Regions from separate parts of the Homo sapiens genome. Here all the other regions are linked to region 3. A link is a loop called in an ENCODE intact Hi-C map of the cell type or tissue named here. Cell type or tissue: mammary epithelial cell. All regions are shown on one strand.

What was found. Hi-C counts contacts between places; a loop is a spot of excess contacts. Peaks named below come from ENCODE experiments on the same cell type or tissue, not always from the same donor. Only the 100,000 strongest peaks of a DNase experiment are listed, where the experiment ranks them.
Region 1: it touches region 3 in a loop (2.8-fold over the local background); 5 of 110 quality-filtered maps call a loop at or near these places.
Region 2: a loop joins it to region 3, with 4 times the contacts of the local background. A loop is called at or near these places in 9 of 110 quality-filtered maps.
Region 4: a loop joins it to region 3, with 7 times the contacts of the local background. A loop is called at or near these places in 3 of 110 quality-filtered maps.
Region 5: it touches region 3 in a loop (9-fold over the local background); 23 of 110 quality-filtered maps call a loop at or near these places.
Region 6: it touches region 3 in a loop (18-fold over the local background); 3 of 110 quality-filtered maps call a loop at or near these places.
Region 7: a loop joins it to region 3, with 4 times the contacts of the local background. A loop is called at or near these places in 12 of 110 quality-filtered maps.

Annotation. Positions count from the first base shown.
Region 1 is chr11:8,602,087-8,606,086 of GRCh38, reverse strand. No RefSeq gene overlaps it. Among named protein-coding and RNA genes, the nearest start is that of STK33, 9.9 kb to the right of the region's middle. RefSeq lists an enhancer at 1,720-2,221. In mammary epithelial cell, a CTCF peak has its summit at 1,920; a DNase peak (open chromatin) is centred at 1,676; H3K27ac peaks cover 992 bases.
Region 2 is chr11:8,869,081-8,873,080 of GRCh38, reverse strand. It overlaps a transcript of DENND2B not described here. Among named protein-coding and RNA genes, the nearest start is that of AKIP1, 40 kb to the left of the region's middle. In mammary epithelial cell, a CTCF peak has its summit at 2,490 (motif pointing right); DNase peaks (open chromatin) are centred at 1,620 and 2,520; H3K4me3 peaks cover 1,377 bases; H3K27ac peaks cover 497 bases.
Region 3 is chr11:8,957,922-8,961,921 of GRCh38, reverse strand. All of the region lies in intron 2 of TMEM9B (TMEM9 domain family member B), which reads left to right. Among named protein-coding and RNA genes, the nearest start is that of TMEM9B, 4.5 kb to the left of the region's middle. In mammary epithelial cell, a CTCF peak has its summit at 2,172 (motif pointing right); a DNase peak (open chromatin) is centred at 2,171; H3K27ac peaks cover 628 bases.
Region 4 is chr11:8,766,619-8,770,618 of GRCh38, reverse strand. All of the region lies in intron 1 of DENND2B (DENN domain containing 2B), which reads left to right. DENND2B-AS1 (DENND2B antisense RNA 1) reads right to left here and starts at 1,841. Exons shown (of 5, transcript NR_120590.1): 1 at 1,798-1,841. In mammary epithelial cell, a CTCF peak has its summit at 1,883 (motif pointing right); DNase peaks (open chromatin) are centred at 1,838, 2,688 and 2,958; H3K27ac peaks cover 2,715 bases.
Region 5 is chr11:8,811,483-8,815,482 of GRCh38, reverse strand. It overlaps a transcript of DENND2B not described here. Among named protein-coding and RNA genes, the nearest start is that of DENND2B, 2.8 kb to the right of the region's middle. In mammary epithelial cell, a CTCF peak has its summit at 1,715 (motif pointing right); DNase peaks (open chromatin) are centred at 1,032 and 1,682; H3K4me3 peaks cover 127 bases; H3K27ac peaks cover 2,746 bases.
Region 6 is chr11:8,245,021-8,249,020 of GRCh38, reverse strand. All of the region lies in intron 1 of LMO1 (LIM domain only 1), which reads left to right. Among named protein-coding and RNA genes, the nearest start is that of LMO1, 17 kb to the left of the region's middle. In mammary epithelial cell, a CTCF peak has its summit at 1,525 (motif pointing left); no DNase peak of the experiment used is centred here.
Region 7 is chr11:8,223,783-8,227,782 of GRCh38, reverse strand. LMO1 (LIM domain only 1) reads left to right here. Exons shown (of 4, transcript NM_002315.3): 3 at 683-808; 4 at 3,062-3,474. The coding sequence ends at 3,167. Among named protein-coding and RNA genes, the nearest start is that of LMO1, 38 kb to the left of the region's middle. RefSeq lists an enhancer at 1-635. In mammary epithelial cell, a CTCF peak has its summit at 2,033 (motif pointing left); a DNase peak (open chromatin) is centred at 202; H3K27ac peaks cover 639 bases.

The sequences.
Region 1 (4,000 bases), 360 kb after region 3:
CTAGTAGCCTTCTTGGTTATTAGGTCAACAGATCATAAGAAGAAGGGTGAGCACAGTACAGTAAGATTTTTGAGAGAGAGATCACATTCACATAACTTGTGTTACAGTATACAAGTTATGTTTTTTTCTATTTTATTATTAGTTACTGTTAATTTCTGGCTGTGCCTAATTTGTGTATTAAACTTCATCATAGGTATGTTTGTATAGGAAACAACAGTATACAGTATGTTGGGTTCAGAACCATCCATGATTTCAGGCATCCACTGAAGATCTTGGCACATATCCCCCGTGGATAAGGTGGAACTACTGTAGTTCTCAAAAATAATTGCAGGTATAGCTTTCAGCCAGTGATGCTGCCTGCATTCCAATAGATAGACACATAATGAGGTGTGTTTGTTTGTTTTGAGGTGTGTTTGTTTGTTTTGAGACGGAGTCTTGATCTGTCGCCCAGGCTGGAGTGCAGTGGCAAGCTGTCAGTTCACTGCAGCCTCTGCCTCCTGGGCGCAAGCGATTCTCCTGCCTCATCCTCCTGAGTAGCTGAGATTACAGGCGCCTGCCACCATGCCCGGCTAATTTTTCTATTTTTAGTAGAGATGGGTTTTCACCATGTTGGCCAGGCTGGTCTCAAACTCCTGACCTCAGGTGATCCGCCTGCCTTGGCCTCCCAAAGTGCTGGGATTACAGGTGTGAGCCACTGTGCCCGGCCCATAATGAGGTTTTTAGAGTGTTTTATTGCCAGGGGAATGATGAGCCTAGACTAACAGAAAACAATAACTGTTGAAGACATTAAATGGCTCTTGGGCTTTCAATAATCTATGGTAGAGAATGCTCAGGCTCTTAACACACCTAAGAGTTGAGAAGGCTGCTCAGCCCCCAAAGAGGTTTATGCCTCAAGCCCCACATCAGCAGGGACACTAAAATGTGAAGAACCTCTTTGAGGGCAGAAGCAAGGGATAAGGAGAACAACAGGCAAGGGAGCTACTTCCAGGGACCTGAATCAGAAAATAATGAATAATTCCCGACCAGACTAGGAGGCCCTCAAAATATTTGCCCACTTGGATTTCAGAATTGCCATAGCCAATGACTCCTGTGTGCCTCCCATTCTTCCCCTTTCCTACGTGGAATGTCTTTCTCTGTTCTATAATCTACCTTTCAAAATCTTTACTCATCTTTTAAAAGCCACTTCATTTGTCAACACCTCTAGAATTTCTCCCTGTTATTCTGGAGAACACACCTCTCTCTTATCCGTCTCTTGCTCTGCTTCAGGGACACCTGGGAGTCTCCTGACCCTGCCCCCACACCCCCAAAGAGCCATAGATATGGAAGAAGTACCAAACCCCTAGTCATCCTTGACTCTTCCCTCTGCTTGGAAGGCTCTACCTCCAAAACTTCTCAAGGTCAGGGTTGGCTCCAATCACCCTTTAGATCTTAGCTCGCACCCCTCCTCAGAGAGCTTTTCCTAACCACACAATCTGAAGTGGACCCAGGCACTCTCTCACAGCCCTGTTTCATCGTCATCATGGCACTTACTATGAGGTATGTTTATCTTTTTCTTCGTCTTGTGTTCTTGCTCACTGTCTGAGTCACAGAGGGTGTAAGCTTCCCTGAGAGCAGAAGTCTTGCTTGGATCCTGGAACAGTGCCTGTAGTTGCTCAATAAGTATTACTTGAATGTATAACTCAGATCTCTGTCAGCCAACCCTACATTTCACTAGGAACATAAGTCTTAAGAAGACTTGTCCAAGATTCCTCATGAGTCATTGGCGGTGTCTGGACTAGAACTCAGGCTTGCAACTCAGGTCTCTATAGGATCTTTCAAAATGTCTAGGGCTGAAGTAGTTCCTGGACTCCAGACAAGTGGCAGAGTGAGAGAGGTCCGAGGTTCATTCCCGGTGTTGCAGTGTGCTGCAAGCCCCATAGGTGGCGCCGGGGCACTCATTTAGCCCCAGGGATCGTCAGAAAACTTGTTAAGGGCTAACCCTAGGGGGAAATTTTGATGAGGAGCAGGATATTTGCATAGTCCTAAATTGTCTCTCCACTGACTGCTCATTGTTGTGCAGGAAAAGTTGTGAGGGAGGAAAAAATATACAGCAATTGGAGTATTATACAGTGGAGAAATCACATAACATCTTGATCATGTGCTCAAAATAACATCACCAATAAGGGGCAGGTGGACATACTGTGCACCCAGATGTAATGCTGTGAGAAGGACATGATGTCACCCATGATACAGTATTGCTGCCAAGGATGCAGAACCTGAATCTCATTACAGAGAAACATCAGGCAAACCCACAATGAAAGACGTTATATTAAGTAAAGGCAGGGGATAGGGGACTGGATTCTTTAAAAATGTCCCTGTCGTTAAAGACAAAGAAAAGCTAGGAAAATGTCCAGGTTCAAGGAGGCTAAAGAGACATGACAGCTAAATGCAATTCCTGACCCTATATTGGGTCCTGTAGTGGAGTGAGGAAAATGTAATAGAAAGGACATTCTTGGGTCAACTGACAAAATGGGGATATGGAGAGTAGATGAGATTATTGTATCAATGTTAAATGTACTAAAGTTGATAACTGAACTGTGGTTATATAATTGAATATTCTCGTTTTTAGAAAATATGCACTGGAGTATTTAGAAGTCAAGGTCCTTAGTGTATGTAACTCACCCACAAATGGTACAGAACAAAGCTGTAGATGTATATCTTTTTTTAATTAAACATGCATACACACACACACACATATATAGAGAGAGTGCTATTAATAAAGCAAATGGTGTAAAATCTTTTTTTTTTTTTTGAGATGGAGTCTCGCTCTGTGGCCAGGCTGGAGTGCAGTGGCGCGATCTTGGCTCACTGCAACCTCTGCCTCCTAGGTTCAAGTGATTCTCCTGCCTCAGCCTCCTGAGTAGCTGGGACTACAGGTGTGCACCACCACACCCAGCTAATTTTTAGCAAAGACGGGGTTTCACCATGTTGGCCAGGATGGTCTCGATCTCTTCACCTTGTGATCTGCCCACCTCGGCCTCCCAAAGTGCTGGGATTACAGGCGTGAGCCACCGTGCCTGGCTGATGTAAAATCTTAATAGGTGAATCTGGGTGAAGGACATATGGGGGCAGACACGGTGGCTCACATTTTTTTCTTTTAAAGTTAAATTATTTATTCAAATATATTGAGGGGACTCAAGTGCAGGTTTCTTACATGCATTTATTGTGTGGTGCTGAAGTCTGGGCTTTGGTGTATCCATCACCTGAATAGTGAACATTGTACCCAATAGGTTTTTCAACCCTCACCCCCTCCCACCTTTTGTATTCCCTAATATCTATTATTTCACTCAGTATATGTCCATGTGTACACATGTTTAGCTCCCACCTGGGTGGCTCACACTTTTAATTCCACAGCTTTGGGAGGCCAAGGTAGGAGGCTCACTCTAGCCCAGGAGTTTGAGACCAGCATGGGCAACAAAACAGGACTCCATGCTTGAACCCAGGAGGTTGAGGCTGCAGTGAGCCATGATCATGCCACTGTACTCCAGCCTGAAAGACAGAGCAAGATTCTGTCTCTATTTAAAAAAACAAAAAAACAGGCTGGGCATGGTGGCTCACACCTGTAATCCCAGCACTTTGGGAGGCCGAGGCGGGTGAATCACGAAGTCAGGAGTTTGAGACCAGCCTGGCCATCATGGTGATCCCCCGTCTCTACTAAAAATACAAAAAATTGGCTGGGCATAGTGGCGGGCGCCTGTAGTCCCAGGCTGAGGCAGGAAAATGGCGTGAACCCGGGAGGCGGAGGTTGCAGTGAGCCGAGATCGCACCACTGCACTCCAGCCTGGGCGACAGTGAGACTCCATCTCAAAATAAAACAAAAAACAAAGGATATATGGGCATTTTAAAAACTATTTTAATTTTCATAACTTTTCTATAAAAGTTTGAAGTTATTTCCAAACAAAAATTTAAGAAGAATAAAAGAATTAAACAATAGTGATCCCAGGTAGCTCCTCTGCCCACC
Region 2 (4,000 bases), 89 kb after region 3:
GCTGGCTAAATTCTGTGGCTTGCCTTTACATTCATGAGTTCTCTTGTTCCACGTTTGGGGCAGAACCATCCTAATTTGAGATTGGAGAGATTGGAAAAGACTGGAGAGGGCTAAGTTCATCCAAATATGGCCCAGGTCTCCTGAGGTGTTCAAGCACTTCAGTGAACTAGAGTAGAAACTCACTTAGATTGTGAGTTTGGAGAAAAACTTGTTCTGATTAAAGTAAAACTGTTCTGATTTTTGGAGTAAAACCTGTGCTGATTTTTGGCCTTTGTGTTTTCAATGTGCCTCAACAACAGCTGAAATCTTGGGCTTTCCTAATGTAGAAGCAACTCAACGAGGAATTGATTTATTTTTCATGCGCAGACTGCATCACACCGCATATAAGGCCTTCTGCTAGAAAGGCCAAACTGTCCTTTGGCCTCAGTATTTTGGAGACAAAGAGTTAATACTAGTAATTCCTGTGTAATATCCTTTTTTGGCAAAGGAACAGTAGACTTTATCAGTTTGGTTCTTGCCATTACTTGTGTTCGATCTTGACCAAGTTAAATTATTTCCAGGATGTATCTTTTTTTTTCTTTTTTTTTTTTTTTTTAGACGGAGTCTCACTCTGTTGCCCAGGCTGGAATGCAGTGGTGCGATCTTGGCTTACTGCAATCTCTGCCTCCTGGGTTCAAGGGATTCTCCTGCCTCAAGGCTCCCTAGTAGCTGAGATTACAGGCGCCTGCCACCACTCCTGCTAACTTTCGTATTTTTAGTAGAGATGGGGTTTCACCATGTTGGCCAGGCTGGTCTTGAACTCTTGACCTGAAGTGATCCGCCCACCTTGGCCTCCAAAGTGCTGGGATTACAGGCCTGAGCCACCGCGCCCGGCCTCAGGATGTATCTTAAACTCATTATTTTTGATGCTTGCCCTGCAGCTGAGTAAATACCTCTTTAGGATATGTGACAATTGAACTGGCTTGGATTTTGGAACATGTCCTGGCCTTGGAGCCTGCTTATGTTCATACACACTGGTTCCTTAGAAATGTAAATTTGTAAAGTCAATGTAAAACTGAAACTTCAAAAGTCAATTTTCATTGCTGCTGTTGTGCATTTCTATTATCAAATTTTATTTACAGTGATTTACGTGAGTAAAAAATGGATTACACGATTTCCTAACATCTCACTAAGTATGGGTTTGGATCTTAAGTAATTTACATTTTTCTTTTCCAAGTTGATTGTTATACTGGGCTAATGATTTCCTTCAAATTCCACTAATAAATCACAGATTCTCAGTGCTGTTATTCCATTGCTTTATTATTAAATGGCACCCTTTTCTAGTTTTTGTTTTTGCAAACCAGTGGAGTATTTAAAGTAAAATTTCAGAATCCCTTTTGGAGCTTTCGGTTGAGACCAGGCTCCTTGGAACCCTAGTGCTTTGGGAGTTCTGCTGCTGCTGCAGTACCAAAAGTAGCTTCTTTGAATTTCATTTGGGTTTTGTAGGGCTCCCCCGAGGCCCGAGAACTGGGAGAAGGGAAAGAGCTCATCGGTTTGTTTGAAGGCCGGCGGGCGGTGCAGGCAGCTTTTCCCAGACTCTCCCAGCTCCGGCTTTTCACGCATACCAGAAGAGCCGCTTTTTTCCTCCAGTGATTGAAACCATCTGGACTCCAGGGGGGTCACGTGTGTATGAGAAAATGACATAAAGTTTCAGACCCCGTTGTGCTTTGCTCCAGACCCAGACAACTCTTGGTCGGATGGTGAGGAGGTGAGGGCCGTCCAGTTTGGGGGCCAACTTCTCCTCCCTGCTGCCCCCGGCCCCCGCCTCCCTCACCCCTGTCCCCCACCCTCCCTCGCACACTCTCGGCGCGGCTTTCTCGCTGCCTCCGGCGCCTCCGAGCGCTCCCCTCCGCCGGGCTCCAGCAGCCCACCCTCTCTGTCTTGGGTGGAGGCGCACATCCTCCACGCCCCCTCCACTCAAATCTGCGCTCCCTCCCCTCTCTCTCCCTGCAGCCCGGCCGCAGCCCGGGGCGCGGATGCCTGCCCGCCGCCCGCCCTCTCTGCAGGAGCGGCTCCTCCTCCGGGCCGCGCGGCTCCCGGCGAGACCCCATCCAGGCGCCGCGCCCGGCCCGGCTGGGGAACGCAGAGGTAAGCGCCTCCGGGCCGGGTGGCCCCGGTTCCCGCGTGCGCGCCCGGTCCCGCCCCTGCCCTCCCAGCCCTTTTCCCTCTGCTCCCGACTCCCGGCCCCGGCAGCGGTGTCCAGCTCCGTGAGTACGCGCGTGGGGGCCGCCGCAGGCGCAGAGGAGCGGGGCTGGTGGGGTCCGCCCTCCCGGGCGGTCAGTAGCCGCCGGCTCTGCTTTCCGGCCCGGCGGGGGCCGCGCGGTTGGGGGTGGGGAACCTCGCGGCCAGAGTCCGGCGGTGAAGAGCTGCCTGGTGCCGAGCGGAGACCCGATCTCGGGACGTCCTGGGAGCTGGCTCTGCGCACCGCCTTGCCTCTCGGTGGCGGCATTCGAGCTCCTACCTGGAGCTGTTGCAGCTTGTATGCAGGCTCCTTGAAGAACGCGCGCGCGCGCGCGCACACACACACACACATACACACGCACAACACACACAGACACACGGAACTCAAACAAAGGAAAATTAACTTTGCATGCTATTACTGCAACAAGTTAAACTATGTTTATTTGTGGATGGTTCACTTTTTGCCCTTGTGCAGACACGCACTAAGTATTAAAGGGTCCACACTCTAGTCAACGTTTATGGCACGTTATCCAATAATTTAGTAACTGAGTAGAGTTCAAGAGACAATGTTTTCAAGTGTTTCTAAAGAGGGCTTATTGCATTTTCCTGGGATCTTTATATGAAAGTAGTTGATGATTAATATGAATAAAATAACTTCTTCATTAAGTGAGAAAATTTGCCTTAGTACAGCCTTAGTCCAGCTCTTGCTTTTATTACCAACCAGGTGTTTCTGCTGTTTGGATAGCAGGGTCTTGGGAATGGCAAAGAGGTCATTATCCCATCTGCAAGACTGTTTTCAGCTACCTCTTAGCTGCACACACTGCAACTGGCCATTTTGGGATGGGGCCACAGGGTTAAAACCCAAAGGGCTGCATTGTTTTGTTTTAATATTTTTCAGAAGGTGAATCCCTTAATTGATTTTTTTTTGCCAGAATTAGGGGTTTCTAAAAGGTTAGACGTAATCTGGGGTCCAGAAAGCTAATCCAAGATAGAGACTGAATTGTTCACAGCCTATCTCCCTTGCTGAATTAAGGACCGCACAAGGCCAGAACTCAAGAAGAGCCTGTTGAATGCATGAAGTGAAGGCTTCTTAAATTCTGCTGGTCTGGCAGAGAGTTCCTAGGTGACTAACATAGATGTAACCCTCCTTTTTATTTATCTGGCATATATTTTTTATTTAAAAAATTTTTTTCTTTTTTTTTTTCGAGACGGAGTCTCTCTCTGTCCCTGGAGTGCAGTGGCGCAATCTCGGCTCACTGCAACCCCCGCCTCCTGGGTTCAAGCAATTCTCCTGCCTCAGCCTCCCGAGTAGCTGGGATTATAGGCGCCTGCCACTACGTCTGGCTAATTTTTGTATTTTTAGTAGAGATGGGGTTCCCCATGTTGGCCAGGCTGGTCTCAAAGTCCTGATTTGAGGTGATCCACCCGCCTGGGCCTCCCAAAGTGCTGGAATTACAGGCGTGAGCCACTGGGCCCAGGCTATCTGGCAAATATTACCTTTGGAAAAACTCCCCAAGATAGGGGGAAGAAAAATTGTTCAAGTGTATGTATGGGAAATGTTATCCCCTAATTGGGCCAGAAGGGCACCCATTTTGGTAGACAACTCCAAGGCAACTCTTACCTTAAAAGTATTTTTTTACTGAACGCTTAGATTGGATTGGCTTGGTAATTAGGGAAATCCTTGGTCTTGAGTTTGTGGACTCCTTGGGGAAAGAGAAGTGACATTTGAGTGAAGGATAATTTCAGATCAATTGGCTTAGAACAGGAATGTCCAATCTTT
Region 3 (4,000 bases):
TGCCTGCAGGCCTAAAGGTATACAGCCAAAACACTAAGACCCATGTAGGCAGAGTTTCATGGGAGCATATGACTGGGTTTGTGGCACCTAAACTACCCATAGCTATCTTGCTGTACTCCCTCAAGTTTTGGTGAGGGACCTTTCTCCCTCTTGCTTTTCAGTGGAAGGTTAGCAAGCCTCGTTTGTCTGGGTTATAATTTTTACAACTTGTAGGTTTTGATGATGTATTGCCAAGTATGGGAAGCTATGTTTAAAAGTGTCAGAAGGCTCAAGAAGAAGTGGAAATGAGCTATGTAGTCAGAGTTTCCCATTTGGTGTAAATGAAGAAGTTACAGTTGTGCCAAGATATTGACCTGTTCAGTCCTTGGGCAGTCAGGCAGGCCTGTGATGACTGGGGGATCCTGACTGACTAGCCACCAGCAGCCTTCTCTGCTTATCCCAGCAGACCTGACAAATAGCTTTTTCTACGTGTGCCATGAAGCAGTTGGGATGCAGTTGTATTACAGCAGGATGAATGTGTTCCTTCCCATAGAATTGTGATGTTTTATGGTTTGTAACCACGGTGGAAGATGGATGGGATAGGAATTTAGGAAAAATAGTTCCAAATGGTAGGAGCTTTCACGTGTATCTGATTTCATAGCTAAATAGCCATCAAAGAGTTAGAAAGCAAGATTAAATTCATTCAGTTAACAGTATTCCAACCTGACTTTAAAAAAGAAAAGGCAGCCTTTGAGTATGTTTAGTTTCTCTGATGCCACTGTCTGTTCTTCCCTGATACGCATTTAGGTTCAGTCTCATATTTGTTAAGTGTGTTCTTGAGAACTTCTTGTGAACCTCTATGTTCCACTGTAAGTGGTGTCATATTAACCAAGCGATTTGGCCATATTCTTAAAGGTTTTATATCAGGAAGTTACTTTATATGATACAAGAATGTTCAGGCCGGGCACGGTGGCTCACGCCTGTAATCCCAGCACTCTGGGAGGCTGAGGCAGGCGGATCACCTGAGGTCAGGAGTTCGAGACCAGCCTGGCCAACAGAGTGAAACCCTGTCTCTACTAAAAATACAAAAAAAATTAGCCGGGCTTGGTGGCGGGTGCCTGTAATCCCAGCCACTCGGGAGGCCGAGGCAGGAGAATCGCTTGAACCCGGGAGGCAGAGCTTGCAGTGAGCCGAGATCGCGCCACTGCACTCCAGCCTGGGTGACAGAGCGAGACCCTAGCTCAAAAAAAAAAAAAAAGAATGTTCAAATAAATCTTTATGTTACTTCTATAAATTTTCCAAATTTATTCAGTGCTTACAGTTTATTCTGTTATCAGTAATGAAATGCAATGCCTGTCTTTTGAGTAGCAAATGAACTCACTATTCAAGTGGTTAGCACTAATCTTTTCACTAACTTTTCATTATTTCAGACTCAGACAGGACCATATGTCATTAACCCCTGGTTATTAGTAAAAATAGCTTTGGCTTTGAAAACAGTTGAGGCAGGACATGGTGGCTCACACCTGTAATCCCAGCACTTTGGGAGGCCAAGGCAGGTGGATCACTTGAGGCCAGGAGTTCAAGAACAGCCTGGCCAACATGGTGAAACCCCGACTCTACTAAAAATATAAAAATTAGCTGGGCATGGTGGCACACGCCTGTAATTCCAGCTACTCGGAAGGCTAAGGTAGAGAATCGCTTGAGCCGCAGAGGTAGAGGTTGCAGTGAGCTGAGATTGTGCCACTGCCCTCTAACCTGGGTGACAGAGCATGACTCTGTCTCAAAAAAAAAAAAAAAAAAAAAACAGAAACAAAGAAAATAAACAGTTGAGAATAAGGCTTGCTTGGGGTTTTTCTTCCCTCTCTCCCACTCTCCCTTGTTTCTTTTCTGCAGCTTAGCATTTTTCTAGGGATAAGTTCCCAGCTGGCACTGAAAAATTTTAACTGACTTTACGGGGCAGGCAAGTTATGATTCACCAGAATTATGGCTTTACGAGGCCTCCAGTATCTGTGAGGGCCTAGATATAGTTTTACCTTTTGTTTTCTGGGCCTTTCATTTTGTCCAGTTTTTATCTTTAAGTCTTCATTGACTTATGCTGGCTGACTTAAAACTTAAGAGTAGTTGGAGTGCTCTAGTTTGTGTTTGGGGTGATTTAAAGCTAATGATGTGTTACTTTTGGCACTAGGGGGAGGTGTTGCCTAGTTCCTTAAGTGGTTAACCTCTGACTAGGTCTAGCTCTGTTTGTAATGACTGGTCAGCCAAAATCAACCTTCCTGCTTTCTCTCCAGCTGGGCACAACTTTTGCACAGCACTCAAGTATCTTTTTGTTATTAAAATATATCCTTCAAAAGAAATACTCAATACTTACTTAGCACTTAAAATTCCCAAGTCATTCTTAGGTATTGTTGCCAAAGCTTCTGAAGCTGAAGTAGGAAACTAAATAGATCAGTTTCATTTTCCCGAGGTTCAGAGGTAAAGAACTGACGTAGGAAGCAGGAGTCCTGGATTCTGGTCCTTTCTGTTTTTTTTATTGCTAGAGTGCAGTGGCACGATCATAGCTCATTGCAGCCTTGATCTCCTAGGCTCCAGTGGTCCTCCAGCCTCAGCCTCCTGTGTAGCTGGGACTACAGGTGTGTACCATCAACCTGGCTAATTTTTATTTTTGTCGACACTGGGTCTCACTATGTTGCCCAGGCTGGTCTCAAGTTGGCTTCAAGTGATCCTCACATGTTGGCCTCCTAAAACTCTGGGATTATAGGGATAAGCCACCATGCGTGGCCTGATCCTTTTTCAAATATGATTTTACTCTGTGACCTTCTCTAAGCCTGAGGCTAGATGAGCTCTCTGATCCTCAGATAGATAACACCTGTTATGGGATATAGTTCCCTCTGCCCATTTTGTGCCTGCATCCAGTTGGGTACATGCCTGGTCTTCTGTATATTTGGAACAGATATCACACACTTTTATGGTGAGAGTTGTGGGGCCTTACCCGTATTTGAAATACCATCAGTGGAAATTTAATTTTTCATTACTACCTTTGTTAAAATTAAATTACCTGTTAAGAATAACCTGGGCCGGGTGCGGTGACTCATGCCTGTAATGCCAGCACTTTGGGAGGCCGAGGCAGGCACATCACCTGAAGTTGGGAGTTTGAGACCAGCCTGACCAACATGGAAAAACCCCATCTCTACTAAAAATACAAAATTAGTCGGGCATGGTAGCGCATGCCTGTAATCCCAGCTACTAGGGAGGCTGAGGCAGGAGAATCACTTGAACCCTGGAGGAAGAGGTTGTGTTGAGGAAGATCACACCATTGCACTCCAGCCTGGGCAACAAGAGTGAAACTCTGTCTCAAAAAAAAAAAAAAAGAATAACCTAACAACTTCTATCATATACCGTTTTGGTTATTTTTTCTAATGCCACAGTTTAGAGGGAACAGAACATGAAAATATGAATTTCTAGAAATTAACTTTTTTTTTTTTGAGACAGAGTCTCACTCTGTTGCCCAGGCTGAGTGCAATGGCGCGATCTCGGCTCACTACAACCTCTGCCTCCCAGGTTCAAGTGATTCTCCTGCCTCAGCCTCCTGAGTAGCTGGGATTACAGGCATGTGCCACCATGCCCAGATAATTTTTTGTATTTTTAGTAGAAATGGGGTTTCACCCTGTTGGTCAGGCAGGTCTTGAACTCCTGACCTCATGATCCAACCGCCTCGGCCTCCCAAAGTGCTGAGATTACAGGCGTGAGCCACCACACCCGGCCTTTTTTTTTTTTTTTTTTTTTGAGACGGAGTTTCGCTGTCATTGCCCAGGCTGGAGTGCAATGGCACGATCTCGGCTGACCGTAACCTCCACCTCCCAGGTTCAAGCGATTCTCAAGTCTCAGCCTCCTGAGTAGCTGGGATTACAGGCATGCACCACCATGCCTGGCTAATTTTTTTGTATTTTTAGTAGAGACGGGGTTTCTCCATGTTGGTCAGGCTGGTCTCGAACTCCCAACCTCAGGTGATCTTCCCGCCTCG
Region 4 (4,000 bases), 190 kb after region 3:
CACTCAAGGTGAGATGAAACTATTTTCTGAGCAAAATGCAGCAGGATAGAAGGAAAAGAGCTGTAGCTTTGGAATTGAGGATTCTGGGTGGTGGTGATTATACTGTTAATAATGATAACATAGTCCTAACTATGAGCCAGACACTATTCCAGGCACTTTACATATGTTAATTCATTTATCCTTATAATGTCTCTATGAAGTAGTGACTACTAATTGTTGATTTATGAAGATTGCAGAGCAATTCTGGACTTGGTTCTACTCTTACTAATTGAGTGAACCGAGGGCAAGATGCTTAGCCTTCCTGAGCCCCAGCCTCCTCCTTTGTGAAATGGAGAAGATACCTTTTGCATTTAATCCTATTGGGCTTATTGGTAGACTCAAATGAGATAATACGTGAAAGTGTTTTTGAAAAGTATAAAGTACTCTAAAGTACTTTGCATTGGGGAAGAAGGGAAACTTGCAAAGTAATTGTAGTTTAGATACTGGGCTCATACTTAATGCAGATGCTGCTCTGAGCATGGGCCACAGTTGCCCTTCACAGCTACACAAGGTGGGCTACTGGCAGTCTCTTTGATTAAATGCCAGGATTTGAGCTGCTGTTAAAAAAATCAAGAAATCTTTTTTTGCCCCTTTCTTTCTTTTTTATGTTTTGTAGAGATGGAGCCTCACTATGTTACCCAGGCTGGTCTTGAACTCCTGGGTTCAGGTGATCTGCCTGCCTTGGCCTCCCACAGTGCTGAGACTACAGTCATGAGCCACCGCACTTGGCCCAAGAAATGAGTTTTATTGGGGCCAAATGTATATGTGAAATGTCATAAGGGACAGATTTTTTGTGCTAAACCAGTCCTTCTTTCCCAGCCAGGGGAACAGTGGTAAAGCTGGGTGGTAGGCATTTGCATGGGGGAGGATTAGGATCAGTGTGGCCACTGCAACAGGTGGCAAAAAGGCTGGCTCAGAGCGGAGGCACAGCAGCTGACTGCAGGGTCCCATGAGCAGCAGGTGTGTGACCCCTTTTTTCTAAGACGAGACGCTTATGGGAGTTTTTAGAAGTTGCTTTATGACCAGGCGCAGTGGTTCACACCTGTAATCCCAGCACTTTGGGAGGCCGAGGCGGGTGGATCAGTTGAGGTCAGGAGTTCGATACCAGCCTGGCCAACATAGTGAAACTCCGTCTCTACTAAAAATACAAAAATTGTCTGGGAGTGGTGGTATGCCTCCCATACCTGAGGCATGGGAGCCTGTCATCCCAGCTACTCAGGAGGCTGAGGCACGAGAATCACTTGAACCTGGGAAGCAGAGGTTGCGGGGAGCTGAGATCGCACCACTGCACTCCAGCCTAGGTGACAAAGTGAGACTCTTGTCTCAAAAAAAAAAAAAAAGAAGTTGCTTTACGTTGCTGTTACCTTGGCAGTGGAGACTGTGTCCCTCAAAGTGGTTCTCTGCTGGCACTAGATACACAAATGTGTCAGCACTTGGGCTTGGCAGGCATTGCTGAGTCAGGCAGTGAGTGATAAGGGAGATGAAGGGGACATAGGGGGAGTGCCTCCAAGAGCAGCAAGGAGGGGCAGTGTGGCCCTTCTAAGCCACATTACTACAGTATTCTCTGGAGCTTCTTAGAGCCAAGTGGCTTCTTCCATGAGGTTCCTGCAGGCCTGAGAGTTGCCTGGATTGACCATGATGCCTGAGTGTATAATTATAGGTCACTGAACAGAACCCCTAGTCAGCTACATCCCTCAAAAATGCCTAATTGTAGGCTACAAATATGAAAATATACAAGAGCTTAGAAACATGTCATACCTCATTACAAAGAGCAATGGCATGAGTCAGCTGTGACTTGGGTGGCTTTAGTGTGCTTGGTGAGCATGCTGACTAGTCCAGAAGAGGGCAGGAGGCACATTCCCCAAGCTTCCTACAGGGAGATTGAGGACTTTGGGAAAAGGGAGAAAGTATAAGCTGTGACCATAGCCTGCTAGTCACATCTACTAAAGGGGTCTGCTCACCTGATGGTAGATTTGATTCCTCTTTGGGAATTGTTTCCTGACCAGTTTACAAACCACATTAGAAAATAGCACATTTGGCCAGGCACGGTTGCTCATACCTGTAATGCCAGTGTTTTGGGAGGCAGGAGGATCACTTAAGGCCAGGAGTTTGAGACCAGCCTGGGCAAAATAGCAAAACCCGTATCTCTACAAAAAATTTAAAAACTTAGCTGGCTATGGTTACATGCACCTGTAGTCCCAGCCACTCTGGAGGCTGAGGCAAGAGGATCACTTGAGCCCAAGTTTTAGGCTGCAGTGAGCTATTACTATATCACTGTACTCCAGCCTGGGAGACAGAGCAAGACCTAATCTCTAAATAATAAATAAATAAATAAATTAAAGATCCTTGAGGGAAGTGAGGTCATATGTAATACCTTATATTACCTAACTGGGCCATACAGATTTTATTGCTGGGTTGAGGGAGCCCACTCTGTCTCAGGGTGGGGAGGGGTACTTGGATAAGTGCCCAGCCTGGTTGCTCTCGTCCGGTCTGGCAGTGCTTTCTCACCGAGAGGCCTCTCCCAGCTCAGAAAGAAGGAACAGCTCGATCTAGATCTCTTTCTTTTGTCCCTCCCTGTTCTCCCAACTCCCCTTGGTATAGATGAGTCTATACACACCCTTGCTGCCAGTGGCTTGCCATTCCTTTTCTGAGTCACTGCCCTTCATTACCAGATCTCTAGTGGTGATAGTAGAAGGGAGGGTTAATCTGTGGCCCTTGGGGTACTCTTTCCTCTCAGTTTTAAACTTTTTAGTCAACTCTAAGAATCTAGGAATCTCAGTATTGAAAGCGACCTTAGGTGCCACCCATGCCCATCTCAAAGGCGAGGGGGTAGACTAATCTTATCTACCTTTACTGTGGTATTCCCAGCATGTAACTGAGTGGAGTGTGGTAGGAGGTGCAAAAAATACTTGCGGAATGAGTGAGTCCCTGTAAATAGCAGCAGCTTCACAAGACCACTGTCATTGCCTCATTTGTTCATTTTTTTGACGAATATTAGTAAGCTCCAATTATGTGCCAGTTCCTTTTAAGTTCTGGAATACTGTGATGAACAACACAGTCCTTGTCCTCTGGAACGTATTCTGTAATTGAGAAATAAGGAATTAAAAAGAATTGATAGTCTCCAAATGGAATTTAAGAATTAAAACTTCTTCTTCATTTTGGCCTCTCAGGGTCTCTCATTTTCTGAGGTCTCCTTGGGGGACCCTAGAAAACACATCTAATCCCTTTTTCACACGAGAGCCTTTCCGAATTCCCAAGCCAATGATCACCCTCCCCGCTCCACAGCCTTCTCTTCTCCAGGGTAAACATTCTCAGTTCCTTCCGTCATTTCTCCTGTGACATGCTTCTGAGTGCCCTCTCCATCCTGGTCACTGTCCTTAGGACTCAGTCCAAACTGATAGTCTGTCCCTCTGCCAGTTGGGAGTCCACAACAGAATACCACCTCCCACGCATTAATTTCCAGGGAGTGTTCCAGCCTGGAGCCTCTCCTTACTCTGGGCTCAGGCGATAGGTGAGGGAAAGAGAAGGTCCTGGACTTGGCCAGACTGAGATCATCTTCATATTTGGCCAATCCTGGAATTCGAAATTCTTTTCTTTTGTCTCCTCCCTGCCTCCCCACCATCCTTCCCTTGGTATAGACGAATCTACACACAGCCTTGCTGCCAGAGGCTTGCCTTTCCTTTTCTGAGTCACTGCCCTTCATTACCAGGGAAATTAGCATGAAAAAGCGAATTCCAGTTCTATAACTGTATTCTATTCTTGTCCTCTGTCACATTCTCCAACCCAGCACCCCCACCTAAAATGACAAAAGTTGAGTCCTGTGACATCACAACAGTTGACTATTGTATCAACAGCTGTGATGTCACCAACAGAGGATTATGACTTCAAGGAAGAATGGAGGTGGGGCGCATAGCTGGCAAGAAACCCCGTGGGAACAAAGAAGGTATTTTCGTGCAGATCT
Region 5 (4,000 bases), 150 kb after region 3:
GTGCCTGTAATCGGGTGGTTGGTAGCAGGGGAGGTGTGGGCAAGAGATGAAGCCAGAGGATTTCAGATTTGGGTGGGAGCGTAGGCCAGAAGAGGGAACGTTGGATGTAGTCACACTGCTGTTGGTGTTACTTAGACCTTCATTTTTCCACCAGACTGTAGTGTTCAAAATTCTTTTTAGTAAGAGAACCCTTTTTTTCTGAACTTTTTACAACCATCTCCAAATTATGAAACATAAGACTTTTTTTTTTAGTAAAAATGTATTTTTTTACAAGCACAGTGTCTTGCACCATGGAGGGGAGAGGAGGTGTTTTGTCCTTGGAGCTGCTGGCCTGAGAGAACCTTGTCATCGTGGGAGCTGGGCCATTCCTACACAGTGGTCTGGCAATGACCCGGTGGTGGTGGAGGCCTGTGAGTGGGCACTGGTAATGGGAGCAGCTGTAAAACCCTGGAGGGCAGCCCCAGGAGAGTGACCTTACCAGGAAAGTTCTGGGAAACAAACCACAGGGAGGCTTTACAGGAATTTTTGGTTGTGCCCACAGGCAAGGCACATGAGGAAAAGAAATGTAATTATAGTTTGTAAGTCGATGAAAAGAGGCAATGAGTGACATGAAATAGCTGCTCTAAGTTTCTTCTTCCTGTCGGACAGGAAGAAATGGGGTTTTATGCATTTCATTCAGCAGATATTTATTGAGTGCCAGCTGTGAGCTGGGCCCTGCACAAAGTGCAGGGAATATTGGTGGTTAGCAAAATAGTCAAGGTTCGTATCCTAAGGAACTCTTCTGAGGGAAGACTGAGATTAAGCAGATAACTGTATAAATGCATAATTACACAGCATGGTGAGTGCTCTGAAGGATAAGTGTGGGGAGCCTCATTTAGATTGGAGGATTGTGAAAGTCAAGAGACAGGAGAGTCAAGGTGAGGCAAGGTGAGTAAGAGCTATCCAGGCAAAGACTGCTTGGTAGGGGAGTGTCCCAGCAACGGGAAACAACCTGGAAAAAATATGACACCTCAGGGGAACTAAAAGCAGTTGTATGTGGCTGATGCACAGACAGGGAAGGGCAGGAAGTGTGCTGAAAGAAGGCAGGAGGAGAATCATGCTGGGCCTTGTAGGTCCTGGTAAGAAGTTAGATTTTATCTTAAGTGTAGTGGGAAGTCAATGAAGTGTGTTAAGCAGGAAATGACCTGATCTGGTGTTAAAAAAAAAAAAAAAAAAGGTGATTCAGACAGCTCTAATGACTTTGTGAGGGGAGAGTGGAAGCTGGGGCAATTAGGAGGTTTTTGCAATAATTAAGGTGAGAGATGGGTAGCATCAGAGGTGGAGAAAAGTGGACAGATAAAAGATATATTTTGGAAGTAGAATTGTTTGCAGTTGGGAAATGGGTTGGATGTGGGCAGAAATAAGAAGGGAGAGTTGAGGATGTCTCCCAGGTTTCTGGCACATGTATGCTTGCAGGCCTCTCAGTAGACAGCAGAGAGCTTATATAAGGTTGTCAAATCCTTATCCTTCAGAAGGGTCAGGTAGGATTGGTCTAAATCCAGCCTTGCAGAGGCAGTGGTGGGATTCAGCTGTCCCTGACTCTGCCCAGTTCAAGGAGTGTGTACACAGTAGCATTACCCAAGCAGGGATTCCAGTTCTCTCAGTAATGGGGCCCTTCCTTTGTCCCTTCCCCCAGGACAAGGCCCTAAGGAACCTCCATAACTCCAGCATGCCACTAGGGGGAGCATGGCCCGCATTCTGGGTCTGGTTTGGAGGGCTTCTTAAGTTTGGATTACTTCAGGAACTGACTTGTATCAGTTCTAGTACTCAGTCCTGACCCCTGGCCCCTCATACTGCTTAAAAGAATGCCTGGCATATGGTAGGTGCTCAACAAGTGTTAACTGATGTTACTACTGTATTATTAATATTATCTTATTATAGAAAGGGGTGGGATCACCCCTTCTTTCTCAGGATGGAGACTGGGCAAGTGGAATGTGCATTTTGAGGATCAGGAGGAGAGCAGAGGGATGCCTTTTGGACAAGGAAGAGGCGGAAATTTAGTGATTTGATGATACTGCATTTGCCCTTCTGTCTTGTCTTTCTTTGTCTTTCTTTGTAGACTTGGGATTCTTCAGCTGGGGCTTGGGTGGGGTTGGGGATTTATAGTGGGTGATTAGGTTCACTCCCTTTCAAGCTCTGATTGCTTCACTAAAGCAGTAGTGCCCCCCATTTAGGATTTGTGCCATTCTGTCATTTCCTGTTGGATTTTATAACACTTTCCTACCTTAACTTCTGGTATATATTTACCTTTTAAACTCAAGTCAATCAGAATCTTGTTTTGAGAATGTTGTGATATGCTGGAAATTAATGAAAAAAACCCACTAGATTCTGCATAGGATGTTGCATTAAAGATTCTATCAGGCTGGGTGTGGTAGTACACACCTATAATCCCAGCTACTCAGGAGTCTGAGGTGGGAGGATTGCTTGAGCTCAGGAGTTCAAGACCAGCCTGGGCAACATAATAAGACCTCGTGTCAATAAATAAATAAATAAATAACATCAGGACCTTTTTTTTGGGAGCACTGTTTTTGGGAGCAGCATTGGAAAATATCCTCCTTAAGCCTCAGTGTCCTCATCCTGGGGAGGGTATTAACTGTCCCAGTGTTTTTTGTTTGTTTTTGGTGAGGAGTTGTCAAGAGGAGTAAAGTTCTTAGTTCAGTTCCTGACTTGAGAGTGCTTTCACGGACAGCATCTCTTCCGATGCTCAGTCCCAGCCCTGTCAGTAGGCTCTGTAGGTGGAAAGGGGGAAGTCATGGGACTTGCCCAATGGCACATGGCCCGTTAGTGGTGGAGTCAGGCACTGCCAAGGTCTTCTGACCCCTGGTGCTGTTGCAACCACTGTGCTTAATGTACTCAAGAGACTTGAAAGGCTTGGGGATTGTTTCTAGATTTTATTTCCTGGTTCCATGACCTGGGGCAAGTAATTTTACTTCTGTTGTAGAATTAAAAAAAAAAAATCTGTTAAATTAGTATAATAATGCCAATCCTAACTTTCAGACCTGTCATGTTGAACAGACGAGCCAAGATTTTGAGAGTCGTTTAGAAAAGTGCAAGGTCACATATAGCTGTAGGGTAGGGCTTTTTCTCCGAGCTGTGCATCAGGACGTTTTACATCTTAGAGATGCTGTCTTAAGGTCTTTAGGCTGAAAGGATGGTAGTCAGCCTATCTCGCCACAACTTACAAGGATTCTCCACCTTCCCTTGGGAGCCCAGCGTTATCTCATAACCAGTTATCAAAAAGTTGACAGTTTTTGAAATCAGGTGGCAATATACTTTAGTTGAAAGTGTGCTGGACTAGGGCGAACTTGGCTGATCTCTTAGTTCTTTGACTGCCTAACTGTATAAGTGCAGATCAAATGTTTAATCTCTCTGAGTCTCAGTTTTTCCATCTATAAAATGGTCATAAGGCCAGTATGCTGGCTCACGCCTGTAATCCCAGCACTTTGAGAGGCTGAGGCAGGAGGATTGCGTGAAGCCAGGAGTTCAAAACCAGCCTGGGCAACATAGTGAGACCCTGTCTCTATAAAAATAAAAATTAAAAAAGTAGCCAGGCGTGGTGGTGCATGCCTGTAGTCCCAGCTACTTCAGAGGCTGAGGCAGGAGGGTTGTTTGAGCCCAGGAGTTTGATGATGTAGTGAGCTATGATTGCACCAATGCATTCCAGCTTGGGCAATGGAGCAAGATCCTGTCTCTAAAAGAAATTTAAGAAGAATAATAAATAAACTTGAAAAAATGGTCATAAAAATATCTGTGCAGTGTATTTCAAAAGGTTATGAGGATCAAACAAAATGATACATGTAAAAAGAATGTTACAAAGCAGAAATGTATGCTGGGTAGGGGGGAGAGGAAGGGACAGGATGGGGATGGGGATGGGACTAAACTTAGGGGGTCTGCCGTGTCCCAGGGACTGTGCTCATTTTCTGACAGGAGCAATATTATTACCGACTGTGACAGCAGCTCC
Region 6 (4,000 bases), 710 kb after region 3:
TGGCTGCAAGCCTGTCCTTGCCCAGCTTTGTCCCTGAGGCCCTTGCTTGCCCAGCCCAGCTTTGGCCTGAAGGCTTCCCTGACCCTTCACTTCCCCCTCTGCTGCTGTCAAGACTGGACCACAATCCTGGCTTTCTAGGCTCTGAGGGAGGGAGCCAAAGACTGTGGGCCTGAGGCAGGTAGGAGGACAGTAGGACTGGGAGGCAGCAAGTCTAGACCTATCCAGCCACCCATGGATCAGTCCCTGACTCCTCTGACCTCCTCTGATCTGTCTGTAAAGTGTTTCTTGGCCCTCCCACTCTGGGCCAGTGTTCTTTCTCCCGAATGGCTTTCATGAAAGCTGCTGATTCTGGGAAAGAGGCGTGGCTCACGGTCTCCCTACCCTTACCTATTTCTACTCCAGTCCACCCCCAGTTATATTCAACTAAGATCAGTCCAGAGAAGAGCAGAACTTGTCTGAGGCTGCAGAGCACCTCTGTGGAGTCTGGGAACTATGCCTAAGGTCTTGCCTCTGCAATGAGCTGTCCCTCAGGGGAGAGGTCTGTATAGTGGTCTGTCTGTAGACTCAGGTGTCTATGTGGTGCATGGGCACCACTCCTGCCTGGCTGCCCAGGGCCTGGAGACCCACCAGCCCACTCCATGCTGTCTCAAGGGCACACACTCTTCTCCCTGTGGTCCATACTACCAGGAATCCTGCCCTCCCTTCCATGGCAAAGGCTTCGGACTCACTCTTCCAAGGAGAGAGAACCCCCAAGAGCACCAGCTCAGATACATGCAGATGTGAAATCTTTAGAATTCTTTGAAATTGACGGCAGCGGCATGAGGGCCTGACCGCTTGCTGCAGGGGTAGCTGTCTTTTGACTTGGGAGGTAACAAGCATGGACTGTGGTCCTCTGACTGTGAGATCACGGGCAATCTTGCTCTACCACCCACTGCTGTGTGTTATTGGGCAAACCACTTAACTTTTCTGAGCCCTGGTCACGTAAGTTAAGACCCAGAACATCCTCCCTGCCCCCTGCACAGAACTCAAATGACAGAAAATGTTTTCATGTGTTTTGCCAGCCAGGCAGCACTGTGCCCACCCGAGGAGGTGTTGGTGAGAACACAGTGGCTACATAAAGGGAAGGTACTTGCAACATGTACTCCTGCCACCCCTTACCTTGAGAAGTCTTCTCATCCCTGGGCCTCATAGAACTTTGGGGGAGAAATTTAGAGAAGTTCCAAGGGTAGTTTCCCTAAGGGGCAGCTTCCCAAGACAGCATTTCATGTTGAATCCATGTAGACTCAGGGAACTGACCTAATGACTAGAAAACGAGCATGTGTCCACTTGCTTCAAGGCCCAGATAGTCCTTTCAAGTGACCAGACCTGTCCTGTCCCCTCCATAGGGCTCTCTCCATTGTGGGAGGATTGGAGGCTGGTCGCCTCTGCGGAGATGAGGCCTGAGCCGCTGTGACTACTCTCAGTCTATCCCTGCTCATTCCCAACTCTGGGGCAGGCAAATGCCCCTGCCCCAGTGTGGCCCCAGCTCCCCCTGCTGGCCAGGATGCTTCATCTTTTTGGGTTGTCCTCTCAGATTAGCTACAAAGGGTGCTGTCCCTAGTCTGGGCATGGTGCTCTCCCCCTTCAAAGGCAGCCTCGTTGCTTTCCTTCCTACCCTCGTGGACTGGATCTAAGCTGGCACATCCCTGTGCCAGGTGGGGCTCACAGGCCCTGGGAGAGGGCAGCATCCCTTACCCAACCCTGCCTGGGGGAGTCCTTACTATGATGCTATTCATTATGCATGTAGCATTATGCACATACTGTTATGTACTCGTGGTGTCCAAGGTAGGACAAGCTCAAGGTCCTGAAAGAGGGACCCCCCTGCCATGGGCATGCTCAGTTTGCAGGTAGGGCATAGTCCTTGAAGGATGCAGAAATTTCAACAAAGAGAGACCTGGGAAGACAAAATGAGAATGCAGTTGTGGAAGCAGATGGGCCAAGGAGAGTGATGGATCCAGTAAGGTTTGAGTTTCCTGGGGAGCAGGGCTGGAAAAGTGGATGGAGTCAGATTTCTGGATGTGGGGGTCTGGGGAAGGAGGTAAGGGGGTGCTCTGGAGCCCTTTCATCCCTTTCATCCCAGCAGGGGGATGAGGTGACCAGGGCCTGCCCCCTGTGAGGCTGGCCATGGGGCCTCCCAGGTCCCCCCACCTGGCAGCTTCTAGCTGCCACAGGTTATTTCCCCCGCTATGCTGACCCCAGGACTGAATATTTTATGAACTGGTTTCTCCTGTTCTCAAAGGAATATTTATTTGTTTTTGTTTGTTTTGTTTTATAATAGCTTTATTGATTTATCATTTGCATACCACAAAATTAACCTTTTTAAAATAGATACTTTAGTGGTTTTTGGTATATTCACAGAGTTATGCAGTCATCACCATTATCTAATTGAAAAACATTTTTATCACCTCAAAAAGAACCTTCAGCCCATTAGCAGTCACTCCCCATTCCTCCCTCCCTGGCAACCACTAAACTACTTTCTGTCTGTATAGCTTTGCCTATTCTGGACATTTCATATAAATGGAATCATGCAATATGTGGTTATTGTATCTGCCTTCTTTCTTGGCATAATGTTTGCAAGGTTCCTTCATGATGTAGCATATGTCAGTACTTCATTTCTTTTTGTGGCCAAATCATATTCCATTGTATGTATATACCATGTTTTATTTATTCGTTTGTCAATTGATGGACATTTGGGTTGTTTCTGTTTTTTGGCTGTTGTGAGTAATGCTGCTAGGAACGTTCATGTACAAATTTTTGTTAAGACCTATATTTTCATTTTTCTTGGGGATATACTTAGGAGGGGAGTTGCTGGGTGATATGGTTTCGATGTTTGTCCCCTCCAAATCTCATGTTGAAATGAGATTCCCAGTGTTGCAGGTGGGGACAGGTGGGAGGTGATTGGATCACGGGGATGGCTCCCTCATGAATGGCTTAGCACTATCCGCTTGGTGATGAGTGAGTTCTTGTTCAGTTCACTCAAAATCTTGTTGTTTAAAAGAGTGTGGCACCTCCCCCATCTCCCTTGCTCCCAGTCTCACCATGTGACTTGCTTTTTCCCCTTCCTCTTCTGTCATGATTGGAAGCTTCCTGAGGACTCACCAGGAGCAGAGGCTGGAACCATGCTTGTACAACCTACAGAACTGTGAGCCAGTTAAACCTCTTTTCTTTACAAATTACCCAGCCTCAGCTATGTCTTTATAGCAACACAAGAAAGATTAACACACTGAGTCATATGAAAACTCTGTGTTTGGGGATATTTGTTTTTAAATTCAAATGAATAGTACATGAGTGTTTAGGAGAGAAGCCATCCTTGGTTGTCCGAACTTCCGGAAGGGAGGCTGCCCTTAGCCTGGTACTTCCCCAGTGAGATCCTGGGGTTCATTGGCACTTTGGATAAATCTTTTGCCTGCTGGCTTCAGTTTTCTGATCTATGAAGTGGGGTTAGTACGGATCTTTGCTCACCTCAAGGGCTTCTGTAAATAGCTACTACTTGCCTAGCATATCAAGGATAGCAAAGGACTTCTGCTTGCTTTAGGTACTTTCATTCTTCAGCCCTACAAGTTGAATGTTATTGCTCTAGTTTTGCTGATGAGGAAGCTGAAGCTCAGAGAGGCTAAATGACTTGCCGGAGTTCACAATATGGGTCGATGGCAGAGCCTGAACTTGAACCCAGGCTCACCAGAGTCCAAGTCCCTGGCCTGAACCCTTGCCTCAGATGTGTCTCTAAGCAAGGCAGGGCCCAGACATGGCCAGTTGTAGGCTCTGAAGCGGAGCATGCTGTAGGAGGGCAAAGGATGCTACAAAAGTCCATTTTGAGCTGTGTGACTTTAGATAAGTTGTTCCACCTCTCTGAGCCTCAGTTTCCCCATCCACAAAATGGAAGCAATAATTACAACTTACAGCACCACAACAAGGACTTGGGAAGATGCTGTACATGAAGTGCCGGGCATGATACCAGGCA
Region 7 (4,000 bases), 730 kb after region 3:
AGCACGCCTTCTGGACCAAGGCCCTGTGACTGTCCAAGTTGTTTCTCTGTGACTCATATTTTAAATCTTTAAAATGGGGAATAATAATAGTACCACCTCCTAGGTTTGTTGTGAGGATTAAGCGTTTATCTTTGTAAAGCTCTTAGATTAGTGGCTGACACATAGTGAACACTACCTAGGTGGTTGCTTAGTGAGTTGTGACTGAGAATTTACAACAGGTTTCACAACTACCCCATAAAGGGTGTGTTTCAGGCTTTGTTTTACAGATGAGGTAAATGAGGCTCAGAGAGACTCACTGACTTGCCTGAGGGCACACAACCCAAGATTCAGTCTGCCCCTGAAATTCAGGCTTGCTCAGGGCCCAGCCTAGGATTCTCTTGGTGGCTCCAGGGCTTGAGGACCCTTGTGGGAGCCTGGGAGGGGGCCTTGGGATGGGCAGTGGCAGCCAACTCCTGACCCCCTACACACCCTCCCTGGAAGGGGATGTGCTGATTTATTGGCAGCCTGATCTCTGGGCAGAATCTAGATGCTGCCCTCAGTGCTCTTATCCTATTGCCTGAGCCCACCTGCTGAGCCCACAAGTTGGAGTATGGGAAGGACCCTGGATGGAGGCAACTCCTTTCCCCCTGCCCACCCAGCTTCCCAGAATGCTGCTGAGTCCTCTGCGCCCTTCCCTCGGCAGGCTCTTTGGCACCACAGGGAACTGTGCTGCTTGCAGCAAGCTGATCCCAGCCTTCGAGATGGTGATGCGGGCCCGGGACAACGTGTATCACCTCGACTGCTTCGCCTGCCAGCTCTGCAACCAGAGGTCAGTGCTGGACTGGCCGACCCAACACACTCCCCAGACGCCAGCCTGAGGCCTGCTGGGATGGGCCAGGAGCACGGCGGAGGCGTGCACGCAAATGCGGGTTGCGTGTGTGTATGTGGTGGTGCGTGCAGGTTATGAGCGTGCATGTGCTTTATGTGTTTTATGTGTGTGTAAGCTCGGTAGCCAAATGTGTGCACTTTAATATTGGGTGTGCACATCTGTGTGGCACATTTCTGTGTGAATATAATGAAGGCGTGCATGAGTTTACTGTGTATGCATAGTTGAGTGTGCATGTGCATGCATGTGTATTTGGAAATGTACAAGTGGGCACATGTGCATGATGGAATTAATATGCATTTGTACATGTGTTTTTAAATGTCTGGGGGTGTATGTGTATGTGCAACGTGCATGCATGATGAGGTGAGTATGCATGTGTGTATACATATTTTATTTTTTGAGATAGTCTCACTCTGTTGCCCAGGCTGGGGTGCAGTGGTGTGATCTCACAATCTTGGCTCACGGCAACCTCTGCCTCCCGGGTTCAAGTGATTCTCCTGCCTCAACCTCCCAAGTAGCTGGGACTACAGGCGTGTGCCACCACGCCTGGCTAATTTTTATTTTTATTTTTATTTTTATATTTTTAGTAGAGACGGGGTTTCACCATGTTGGCCAGGCTGGTCTTGAACTCCTGATCTCAGGTTATCTGCCCACCTCAGCCTCCCAGATTGCTGGGATTACAGGTGTGAGCCACCGCGCCCAGCCTGTATACGTGTTTGAAACGTGCATGTGCATGGGATAACGTATCCTCCCACCCCCGTACCCAGTGTATAGTATGTGCATGTGTGTGCATGTATGTTCCAGTGAGAAGGGGTTCCCAAATCTGGAGGGCAAAGTCCCCTCAGGGAGTGGCCACTCTCTCCTCACCCAGCCCTTGTGATTCTGGTTCCAGCCCAGCCTATTTTCTGGTCTCTTGGCCCCAACTCTGTGCCCTAGCCCTGTGGGAGTCCCTGGGGACCTAAGGAGCCAGAGCCCTTCAGCCCTGGCTGGGGCCTAGCACCAGAAGGCAGGCGCTCTTCTCAGGAGCCCCCAGGTCAGGTAGGAACGCATACAAGTGCTCCCTGAAGTGAGGTTCAGAGGGACCTACAGGGAACGCTGGTCTGGCTGGGGGCTCTGGCCGGACCTGCTGTTAGGAGGGCTCAGTGAACTTACAGCGCCACCTGGTGGTTGAACTGGGATCTGCTGGAACTAGGCCAGCGATCTTGGGGTCTCACTAAAGGCTTCACCCACCCTGGGGACATCTTTAGGGAAAGGACCGGAATCTTCCCTTACTTGGGGAGGACTAGGAGACCAATGAAGGGCCTTCCTTCGGTAGGAGAGGAGATAGTGGAACGGGGTTACCTCCTAGAAGGATGCTCTAGGTAACTTATCAATTTTGTTTAGAGGAAGAATGCCCTGTACTGAGCCATCCTCTTAAATTGGGGAGAGGGATAGACGGATGGAAAAAACAACCATTTTATCCCTCCTTCCTTACCCATCTCTGCCTTTTTTTTTTTTTTTTTTTTTTTTTTTTGAGATGGAGTCTTACTCTGTCGCCCAGGTTGGAGTGTGGTGGCGTGATCTCGGCTCACTGCAACTTCCGCCTCCTGGGTTCAAGCAATCCTCTGCCTCAGCCTCCCGAGTAGATGGGATTACAGATGCCCACCAGCTAAATTTTTTTGTATTTTTAGTAGAGATGGGGTTTCACCACCTTGGCCAGGCTGGTCTTAAACTCCTGACTTCGTGATCCACCCACCTCAGCCTCCCAAAGTGTTGGGATTACAGGTGTGAGCCACCACACCCGGCCCCATCTCTGCCTTTCTCCATCTGTCTCCCCACTTGGTCTTTTTCTGTTTGTGCTTTCCCTTTCTCCCTCTCTGGGACTGGGGTAGGCTGTTCCTGCACCTCTCCACCAACCCCCCTAACCCTACACTCACCAACACAGGAGACCTGACTATGGAAGCCTGTGGCCCAACTGTCTGTCTGTCCTACCACCTCAGGCTACAGGGCCTGGCCAAGGTTGGGGCTGGCCTGGGGGAATTGCCCAGGTGTGCTGTGGGGACTTTTGGCAGTTCCCTCTGGAAGGTTCAAGGAACAAACTCCCCCCACCACCTCCCACATAGCTCACCTCATAGGCCAGGCCGGCTTCTGTCTGCAGCCCCCCCCTTACCCACTGGGACCTTCCCATGGCTTCTCTCTCTCGCTTGGATTTTCTAGATTTTGTGTGGGAGACAAATTCTTCCTGAAGAACAACATGATCTTGTGTCAGATGGACTATGAGGAAGGGCAGCTCAATGGCACCTTTGAATCCCAAGTTCAGTAACGCCCGGCGCCTGGCCTCCAGGCCCGTCTGTCCATCTGCCCGCCTGCCCACCTGCCTGGCCGGCCAGCCAGCCACTCTACCAGTGCAGGCTGGCCAGCCGCTCTCCTGCCACATTAGAACTTCTCCGTCCTCGATGGGAGGGATGGCCCTTCCTCCTCCACCACCGCCCGTCTGTGTGTGACCCCTCCTGGGGCCAGGCCGGGCCTGTACAGTCTGTCTTCTGTATATAAATGGGAACATTTATTTTATGAGAAATGTAATGCGATTTTATTACTGGCGTGGATTAAACTTATGAATGTTTCCGGGAGGTTACTCTGCGTTGTTCACATGACTGACACAGACCTGGGGCCCCTCCCCTCTGCCTCTCAAGGGCAGGGCACAGAGCAGGGTAGGGGCCTCCAGCATGTGCTGTTGCTGGGCAGGGGAGCAAAAGGCTGGCTTTAGGGGAAGAAGCTGGGAGGAAGGAGACAACTCAGAGCCTCCAGCCCCAGCCAGAGGTGAGACCTGGGGTATCTTCCCTCTGGGAGAGCACACACTCTGGCCCTGAGTAGGTCCCTAAGAAGAGGGGCAAGATGAAGCCTTCCCTACCCTGTGTTCCATCCCCTCTGTTGAGACCCCAGACTGACTGCACAGATGGGGACCCAGCTCTGACCTTTTCCCCAGTAGGACCACAAATCTTGTGTCCTCTGCCATGGGAGCACCATGCTGAAACCTCTCTTCCCTTTTAGGGTGACAGACAGCACTTGTTGTCTCTGCCCAGCAGCTGGGGCCCAGCTTTCTGCTCTTCTGAGTGAGCAAGAAAAATCCTGTTTCCTTTCGACTCAGCCCATGCA